Regions from separate parts of the Homo sapiens genome. Here region 1 is linked to region 2. Evidence: chromatin loops called from intact Hi-C (ENCODE). Cell type or tissue: mammary epithelial cell. All regions are shown on one strand. Each heading gives the region's core, and the rest is flanking DNA. Links, peaks and the distances in the headings are about the cores only. Region 1 holds the start of UNC13A (unc-13 homolog A). Region 2 overlaps NXNL1 (nucleoredoxin like 1).

Evidence for each region. Peaks named below come from ENCODE experiments on the same cell type or tissue, not always from the same donor. Only the 100,000 strongest peaks of a DNase experiment are listed, where the experiment ranks them.
Region 1: a loop joins it to region 2, with 4 times the contacts of the local background. A loop is called at or near these places in 3 of 110 quality-filtered maps.

Annotation. Positions count from the first base shown.
Region 1 is chr19:17,685,110-17,689,491 of GRCh38, reverse strand. It overlaps UNC13A (unc-13 homolog A), which reads left to right and starts at 1,138. Exons shown (of 44, transcript NM_001080421.3): 1 at 1,138-1,314. The coding sequence starts at 1,293. RefSeq lists a silencer at 1,620-1,802 and enhancers at 1,036-1,996, 1,997-2,958. In mammary epithelial cell, for the core only: no CTCF peak of the experiment used is centred there; no DNase peak of the experiment used is centred there; H3K4me3 peaks cover 252 bases; H3K27me3 peaks cover 1,249 bases.
Region 2 is chr19:17,451,359-17,455,740 of GRCh38, reverse strand. NXNL1 (nucleoredoxin like 1) reads left to right here. Exons shown (of 2, transcript NM_138454.2): 2 at 1-316. The coding sequence ends at 94. Among named protein-coding and RNA genes, the nearest start is that of TMEM221, 4.9 kb to the right of the region's middle. In mammary epithelial cell, for the core only: a CTCF peak has its summit at 2,138 (motif pointing left); a DNase peak (open chromatin) is centred at 2,130; H3K27ac peaks cover 175 bases; H3K27me3 peaks cover 109 bases.

The DNA of each region.
Region 1 (4,382 bases), core at 284-4,283, 230 kb before region 2:
TGCCAGTGATACAGCGAGCAGGTTGCAGGGCAAGGGGCCCACATGGAGCTGCCCAGTTTGATATGTGGGGAGGGGGCCAGGCGCAGTGGCTCAGGTCTGAATCCCAGCACTTTGGGAGGCCGAGATGGGCGGATCCCCTGAGGTCAAGTGTTCAAGACCAGGCTGGCCAACATGGTGAAACCTCGTCTCTACTAAAAATAAAAAAAATAAAATAAAAAAAAAAAGCTGGGCATGGTGGCATGCGCCTGTAGTCCCAGCTACTCGGGGAGGCTGAGGCAGGAGAATCTCTTGATCCCAGGAGGCAGAGGTTGCAGTGAGCCAAGATTGCGTCACTGCATTCCAGCCTGGGCTGCAGAGGGAGACTCCATCTAAAAAAAAGAAAAGTGGGGAGGAGTGGCAGAGTTTCGTTCGGGTCAGGGCCCAATCAGAGGAAGGGATAGGGGCTGGGGGAGTCCAGAGAGGAGAAACAAAGGCTCAGCTTGGGGCAGTCAGGGAAGCCTTCCTGGAGGAGAGGATATTCAGACAAGACATTGATGGATGAAAAGGAGTTCAGAGTGTGGGCAAGGACCCATGGGCTGGATGGCTTAGAGACATAGAGAGAGACCTAGACAGGATGCAGTAGAGCTGCAAAAAGACTTTACAGAGAGAGGCTAAGAGACACATGACTGAGAGAGCAGTGGACAGAGTCAGAGGAACAGAGACCCAGGGAGAGAAAGAGACCAGGCAGTAGAGTTAGAGAGACAGAGACGTAGAGACAGAGGAAGAGAGATACTCAGAGAACAGGACCATCTGCCCGGTGCTGGTGCCGGGCGTACACACAAGAGCTTGCATTTGCCTGTACTTGCTTGAGTATTGCAGGGAGGCGTTTGCCCAGGTTACCAGGGCAGGAATGTCCATGCATGGGTGGCGGGGGCACGTGCACCATTTCAGTGCAGGTGAGGGTCTGCACAGGAGGAAACCTGCTTGGGGGCCGCCGTCGCCCCTTGTCCCCCTGCAACGAGGAGGTGTGGGGCGAGGCGCCCCTTCCCGGAGCCAGGCCCTTTAACGCCCCCCCAGCCCGCAGCGCCCCCGCCCCATCAGGCGTCCCTGGGCTCCGCCTGCCCGCCCCGCATCAGCGCCACGTCAGGCGCTGTCCGCGCCCCCGGTGCTGAACCAAGATGGCCGGTGGCGGCCGGGCCCCGGCGTGAGCCAAGCGCGGGCTGCAGCCGGGAGATGCCCCAGCCCAGCGGCCGCTGAGCCCGACCCGACAGAGCCGGCCCGGCCGCCTCCGGCCCACCTGCGAGCTCGGAGACATGTCTCTGCTTTGCGTTGGAGGTAGGAGGCGAGGCTGGGGGTCGGGGGACCCGTGTGGACGCGGGCTGGGGTCGGGGTCCGCGTGGATGCGGCTCCCAGGGGGTTCCTGGGGGGTGACCCGAGTCCAGGTGGCTGGACTTTTGAGAGGGGTAGCCCTTGTCGACGCAGCTGGGCCCCGGAGGGGGTGATCCGTGTAGACGCGGCAGGGCTCTCGGGGGTCCTGGTGGCCGCTGCTGGAGGGGTCGTGTGGACGCGGCTGAACGCGGAGGCCCGTGTGGACGTGGACGGGTATCCGGGGTTCTACCCGGAAACGATCTAGACTGGGGCGTCTGTGTAGACCAGGTTTTTAGAGGGTCAGTGAGGAAGAGTCTGGGCTCGGTAGTTTGATTGAAGCCTGCAGGGGTGCTTGGAAGGGGTCTGGTGTTGTGGGCTGGGTTACGGGTCCTCATGGACGCGGACCCGGCTGGAAATTCGAAGGAGAGTGCGGTGGGAGGGTTCTCCAAGCCGTGGGGATGTAAGATATAGGTAGAGGGGCTTGGCCATCAGGGCATCCACGAGTTCTAGGACTCTCCCAGCCCTAGGTGTAAAGAGGACTGGAGTGGGGGGAGTGTGGAGACAGGAGACCCCTCCCAGCGTCCAGAGAGGGCTGTGACTGGAGGTCTGGGGGCGCTTTTCCAGTTAACTCTTTGGCCTCCCGAGTGAGGGGGTTGGAGGAATGTCCAGAAGGTCTTCCCGCTCCCTGCCCCCTCCGGTTCTCCCAAACACGTTTCAGGGCCTTCTCGGCAGGGAGCCTACTTCTTGGAAGAGCAATGTCTCCTGGTCCCCCTCCTGGCCCATCCTCACCTCACCCACTTTGCACTGGAGAGAGGGAGGGAGGGAGACGTGAGGTGGGGGGGGAGCTATTTTGGGGCCAGAACGCCATCTGCACAGAGGCCCACGCCCAGGCCCACGCTCTGCGTTGGGGTTGGAGGAGGGAGGGAGACGTGGGAGGGGCATGACCCCCCACCCCACACCTTTATGGCTCTGGGGTCGTGGGGAAGCCAGCCCAACCGAACCCAGGCGTTCTGGGCACTCCCGTTTGAGAAATCAAACTCTGGGAGACCTTGGGCGGCAGGGGTGGATGTGGACCGCCGTTCCACGCCTACAGAGCTCTGAACCCCTGGTTCTTAAGGACTGGGGTCCCCCCGTCACTCCCACCCATTTCAAGAAGGCTGGGGTGGGGGAAGGGGTGTGTCTGCCAAGCCTGAGACTGCAGGCTTCGGGAGACCTCGGGCGACAGGAAGCGTGCGTGTGCTGAACTCCTGCTGCCTGGACACAGGGTGGGCAGGCCGGGGAGCCGGGAACCGCCCCCGCCGCCCCTCCTCCTCCCTCCCCTCCCCCTCGGCCGATTCATTCACAAACCCTGCCCCGCCCGCCCGCTCCCCGCCGCGGCAGCTTCCGAGTGCAAATCCGGCCGGGCTGGGCCGGCGTGGACGCGGGTGTTCTTAAAGGGACAGGGGCCTACTTTCTCTAAGCTCGTTTCTGCTGGACGGGGCTGGGGGTGGTGGAAGAAGGGTCCCTAGAGTCAAAGGTCAACTCCTCCATCCCCTAGCCTCCAGGCCTATGGAGTTAGGGGAGTAGGGAAGTGAAGGAGACCCCTAGGCGACCCCCACCGCCTAGGCCTGAGGACGGAATGGGAGGAGAACTTGAATGTCCAGACCCCCTACTGACCTCTCCCCCTGCTCTAAGTAGCCGGGCTCTTAAAGGTGGCACTGGAGGAGGTTCCGACGTGGGTGTTCTTGGCTGACTCCTCTATCCTCTCTCTTCTCCCCCCAGCATCCCGCCCCACCCCGCCTCACATCCTCCAAGTTGGGCTTCTCTGGAAGGTTTGCCTAGTGGAGTGGGGGGGGGGGGGGGGGGGCGGGGATCTCACCCTTAACTCTGACGCAAACAGGAGGCTCGGCTGCGGGGGTGGCATTAAGGGGGGGCAGCAGGAGGCAAGAGGGATGAGGCTTCCAGAAACAGAGACGTTGGGGGAGGACTGTGCTGGATTCTGTGGACTTTACAGGGAGGGGCCCGGCTGAGTGGAGAGGAATCGCTGGGAGGGGCAAGGCTGGGGAAGAGGTTGACAGGGGTGGGAGGTAAGGCCCTCAGGTGTAAAGGGAGGTGTGAGGTTGGAGTGAGGAGGAGTAGGAGGCAGGGAGGGGTGGGGAGAGGGAGAAGTGCTGGGTGAGGCCAGTCTCCCAGGGAGAGGTGGGATGGTGCCCAGAGAGGGGAGGGGCTGGGATGGCTGAGCACGAGAGATGTTGGGGTGGGCTTGGCAGGAGTGAAGCTAGGCTGAGATGGGTTGCCGTGTTGCCTGAGCTCAGCTGAGGAAATACCTGTCCCCCCTCCCCTCCACCGGGGACCCACAGGCGTTTGCCAATCCCTACACACATTCATACCCAGACTTGTTCCTGTGTGGACACAAATGCTTAGGATGTATGAAGGCTCTACGCAGACCATGTGCCTGGGAAGGCACATTCCGTAGGCACACGTGTGTACTCAAATGCCTGTGTGAACACAAGCATACACGTGTATATAGGACACAGTCTGCCGCTACAGATATAGTCCCAGCAACACACGTGTGAGTGTGTGTGTCTGCCAGCACGCATATAGATGTATCCACGTGTCTGATGAATGCTCACAATATACATGTCACATAAAGATCCACCCATGTCCAGCCGAGCGCGGTGGCTCAGGCCTGTAATCTCATCACTTTGACTTTGGGAGGCCAAGGTGGGCAGATCACTTGAGGTCAGGAGTTCAAGACCAGCCTGGCCAACATGGTGAAACTTTGTCACTGCTAAAAAATAAAAAAAATTAGCCAGGTGTGGTGGCGCGCACCTGTAGTCTCAGCTACTCGGGAGGCTGAGGAAGGAGAATCACTTGAATAGGGGAGGTGGAGGTTGCAGTGAGCTGAGATCCTGCCACTGTACTCCAGCCTGGGCAACACAGTGAGACTCTGTCTCAAAAAAAAAGATTCACTCATGTCCTAACACTCAGACATGTACCCATACATATCTGTTAAGGTCCCCAACCCCATGAAGCACATATATATTCATATAAGC
Region 2 (4,382 bases), core at 179-4,178:
CCGCCACAAGTACCGCGTGGAAAAGGCGGCGCGAGGCGGGCGCGACCCCGGGGGAGGGGGTGGGGAGGAGGGCGGGGCCGGGGGGCTGTTCTGACCCGCTAGGGTGGAGGAGAGGAGTGGGGTTTGTTGATGAACCTCCACCCCCACCCCACCCCCGCACGCCTGTAATCCCAGCACTTGGGGAGGCCAAGGCGGGAGGATCGCTTGAGCCCAGAGGTTCGAGATCAACCTGGGCAAGAGAGTGAGACCCTGACTCTACGAAAATTAAAAGTTAGCCCGGTGTGGTGGCGCGCACCTGTGGCTTAGCTACCCTGAAGGCTGAGGTGGGAGAATGGATTGAGTCCGGGAGGTCAAGGCTGCAGCGAACCGTGATCGCACCACTTGCACACTGCACTCCAACCTGAGCGACAGAGGGAGACCCTGTCCCCAAAAACACAAAAGGAAACCCTCCTTCCCCGCCCCGCCCCCGTAAGAGAGCGGGATGGGGGTGGGGGGGTGGGGGTGCCAGGGCGGAGGGCAGGGCCAAGGGCGGATGTTATGACCCCCTAGGGTGGAGGAGTTGGGGTTTGGTGATGAACCCCTCCACTCCGGAGGTGGAGAGCTGGGAGGGAGTGGGGGAGGGATGTGGGGTGGGGGTGCCCCGGCGGAGGGTTGGGGGGGGGTTGCCAAGGCGGAGGGTGGGGCCGAGGGGGGCTGTTCTGACTCCATAGTTGGGGAAGACTGGTGGAGGGGTGACCGGTCTATGAAAAGCCTGCCCCCCACTGCGGAGAGAGAGGGCTGGATGGAAGTCGGAAGGCTGTTCTGAGTCCTCCTCTGCCCCAGGTGGGCAGGCCGCGGGAGGGGAATCTGTAATGAGCCTCTTGGAAGCCGAGGAGAGGGGAGGGGAGGGGATTGTCAGAGATCTGCGCAGGAGTAGGGCGGGACGGAGCTCACTGTGGGAGCACGAGGTAGGGGACTGTCTGGGTTCTGAGCACTCCTCTGGGGGCAGGAGGGGCTGGGGGGCTGTTCTGAGCTCCCATGATGAAGAGGGGTGGAGGCGAAGTGGGGATGGGTAGGGGTGATGTCTGTTTTGAGCCCATCCCCAGGAGGGGTCAGGGCAGAGGGAGTGTAATAAGATCCACAGGGAGAAGCAGGACAGGACCTGGGGAGTCTGTTCTGATCCCCATGCAGGGAAGGGTGGGAGCTAGGATGGAGCGAGTGGCAGGGGATTCTCTCTTCTGAGACATCCCCTCACACCCAGGGATCTGTTCTGGTCTTCCAGGTGCGCATCTGAGCCTCCCTGGCCAGGAGATAAAGTAGGGAGAGCTTTTCAAGGATCTCTATAAATATTTCTGAGACCTGGCTGAGGGGGAGTAATTAATGGCTCCAAAAATGAGAAAATCTAAACTAAAATAGAACAAACGTGCTGAAAACGCCAAGCCCATCCTACATTAAATGAGTTGCCCCCCCCCTTTTTTTTTTTTTGAGACGGAGTTTGGCTCTTGTTGCCCAGGCTGGAGTGCAATGGCACGATCTCGGCTCACCGCAACCTCTGCCTCCCGGGTTGAAGCGATTCTCCTGCCTCAGCCTCCCAAGTAGCTGGGATTACAGGCATACCACCACACCTGACTAATTTTTGTATTTTTAGTAGAGACGGAGTTTCTTCATGTTGGTCAGGCTGGTCTCGAACTCCCGATCTCAGGTGATCTGCCTGCCTCGGCCTCCCAAAGTGCTGGGATTACAGGCGTGAGCCATCGCGTCCGGCCGAGTTGCCCACATATTTCATGCGCAAAATCACAACAATCCTTTAACAACAGATTTATATGTTACACGGATGCATTTCAATATTTGATACCACGTGGGCTGGGGGTCCCGGGCTGCCAGCAGGAGCCAAGAGTCTCCCAGGTCTCCCTCTGTTGCTCGTGGACTGGGGCATTACCAGGGAACACGGCAGAATACAGAAATCAAAAACTCCGATCTAGAACCATCTCCTGGCTTTGTGACCGTGAGATCAACTCCCTTCTCTAAACACTAATCCCTTCCTCTGAAAAATTAGAATTAAAGCCAGGTTCTCCCAGGCAGGTCAGTGAAGAAGGAGGAGCAGGTGCTCACTCGGCTCACGAACTGCTTGGTTGGCCTCTGGCGCCCCCTCGCGGCAGGACGAGATGGCACACTTTCGGGGCAGGGCCTAGCATTCAAATGAGATGCAAATCACTCCTCTCGTGCCCAGTCTCCGGAAAAGGTTTCCTAGGAGTCCACGCGTGTCCATGGAAACTAGCAAGCGTGACTGCGGTGCACGGGAATCTGGCTGACAGGAAGAAGGAGGCTGGGGGCCTGGGAGGCCAGAGGGTCCTGAATACTGGATGACCACCTGATTTCATGCTCACCTCGACTTCCAACCTCCAGGTTGGAAAATTGACCCAGCTCAGGACCCTGGTGCTGCCTGATGCTTCATGTTCCAGCAGCCCTCTCTGGACTGCTGTGGCGCATCTGTGAAATGGGTGCATTGAGTCTGGGCGTGGTGGCTCACTCCTGTAATCCCAACACTTTGGGAGGCCGAGGCAAGTGGATCACCTGAGGTCAGGAGTTCAAGACCAGCCTGGCCACTGTCACAAAACCCCGTCTCTACTAAAAAAAAAAAAAAAATATATATATATATATATATATATATAAATTAGCTGGCGTGGTGGCACGCACCTGTAGTCCCAGCTACTCAGGAGGCTGAGGCATGAGAATCACTTGAACCTGGGAGGCGGAGGTTGCAGTCTGCCAAGATTGCACCCCTGCACTCCAGCCTGGGCGACACAGGGAGACTCTGTCTCAAAAAAATAAAAATCACTTAAATTATCTGTAAATCATACCAGGTTGCCCTTTTCCAACAAATCACAGGCGATGTAACCTGTCAACATTGTTACTATTATTCCAGCCAACATGCAGTGACCAGCCATCCGTATCTGGGCAGTGAGGTTGAGGGAGTCCACTCTCTGTCCCTGTCAGGCTGTGTGCCTTGGACTGTATGGTGGAACTCTCCAAGCCTCACCCCCCATCCCCACCTCCCCACTCCCCACCTGTCTGAGCTGGAATGAGAAGGGCAGCTTAGCAAAAGGCCAAGGTAGATGAGCTCACCATCTACCAAGAGCAGTGTGGGGCCTGCTTGCAGGGTTAACTTTCCAAGTTGAAGCCAGACACCCCCAAACTAGAGAATCACCCCACATACAAACAGCAGGACCAGACCTTGGTATCTGTGTTCCCCCAACCCCAACAAATAATGGCAAAACCTAAGCCAGCACTGCAATGAATGTTGGCCATTTAGGTAAGTGTCCCCTTATTGTGGGGTTTCATGTATGTTTCCACCTCCCCCACCAGGCTGTGAGCACCAGAAGGGAGAGCTGGGCCTGTCTTGGTCACCCCTGGGTCCTCAGAGCCCAGCACGTAGATGGGCTCTCCACTGATGTTCGTCGAATGAATACATGAAAATATCTTGTATCTCTGTATTCCCACCACCCAGAGCAAACTGTAGCCCTGATCCAAATGAATTGCTGAGCCCTCAACGTGAGACTTTTCCTTACCTGGAAAACATGGAAAATTCACCCTAACACTGATGATGATGAAAGAATGAGTGTTGGGCTGAGGCCTGATGAATGAGTGAATGAATCAATCAATCGATCAATCAATTGAAAGAAGGAACAGGTTCTTGCTACATATGAAGAGGCCCAGAGAGGTTAAGGGATGTGCCCAAAGTCACACAGCAAAGAAGGAGGCCACCTGGAAGTGAAGGGTCACCCTCACCCCATACTCTTCCTTGGGGCCATTTTACCTACGAGGCTGAGGGCACAGGGCCCACAAACTCTTTTCAAGGGGCCCCAAAATTTTCAAACCTGAAAAAAAAACTTGATTCCAGTCCAGGCGCAGTGGCTCATGCCTGTAATCCCAGCACTTTGGGAGGCCCAGTGGGTGGATCAGTTGAGCTTAAGAGTTCCAGATGAGCCTGGACAACATAGTAAGACCCCATCGCTACAAAAAAATTAATTAATTAATTTAAAATAGAGAAAGGATTTGAATAGACATTTCTCCAAAGAAGATATATGAACAGCCAAAAAGCCCATGAAAAGATGCTTAACATCATTAGTTATTAGGGAAATGCAAATAAAAACCACAATGAGATATTACTTTATAAGCATCAGAATGACTATTATCAGGGAGGAGGAGGCTGGGTGTGGTGGCTCACTCTGTAATCCCCCAGCACTTCAGGAGGCTGAGGTGAGAGGATCACTTGGGCATAAGAAGTTTGAGACAAGACCAACATAGCAAGACCCCATCTCTACAAAAAAATTTTAAAAACTGGCTGGGTATGGTGGCTCACACCTGTAATTCCAACACTCTGGGAGGCCGAGGTGGGAGGA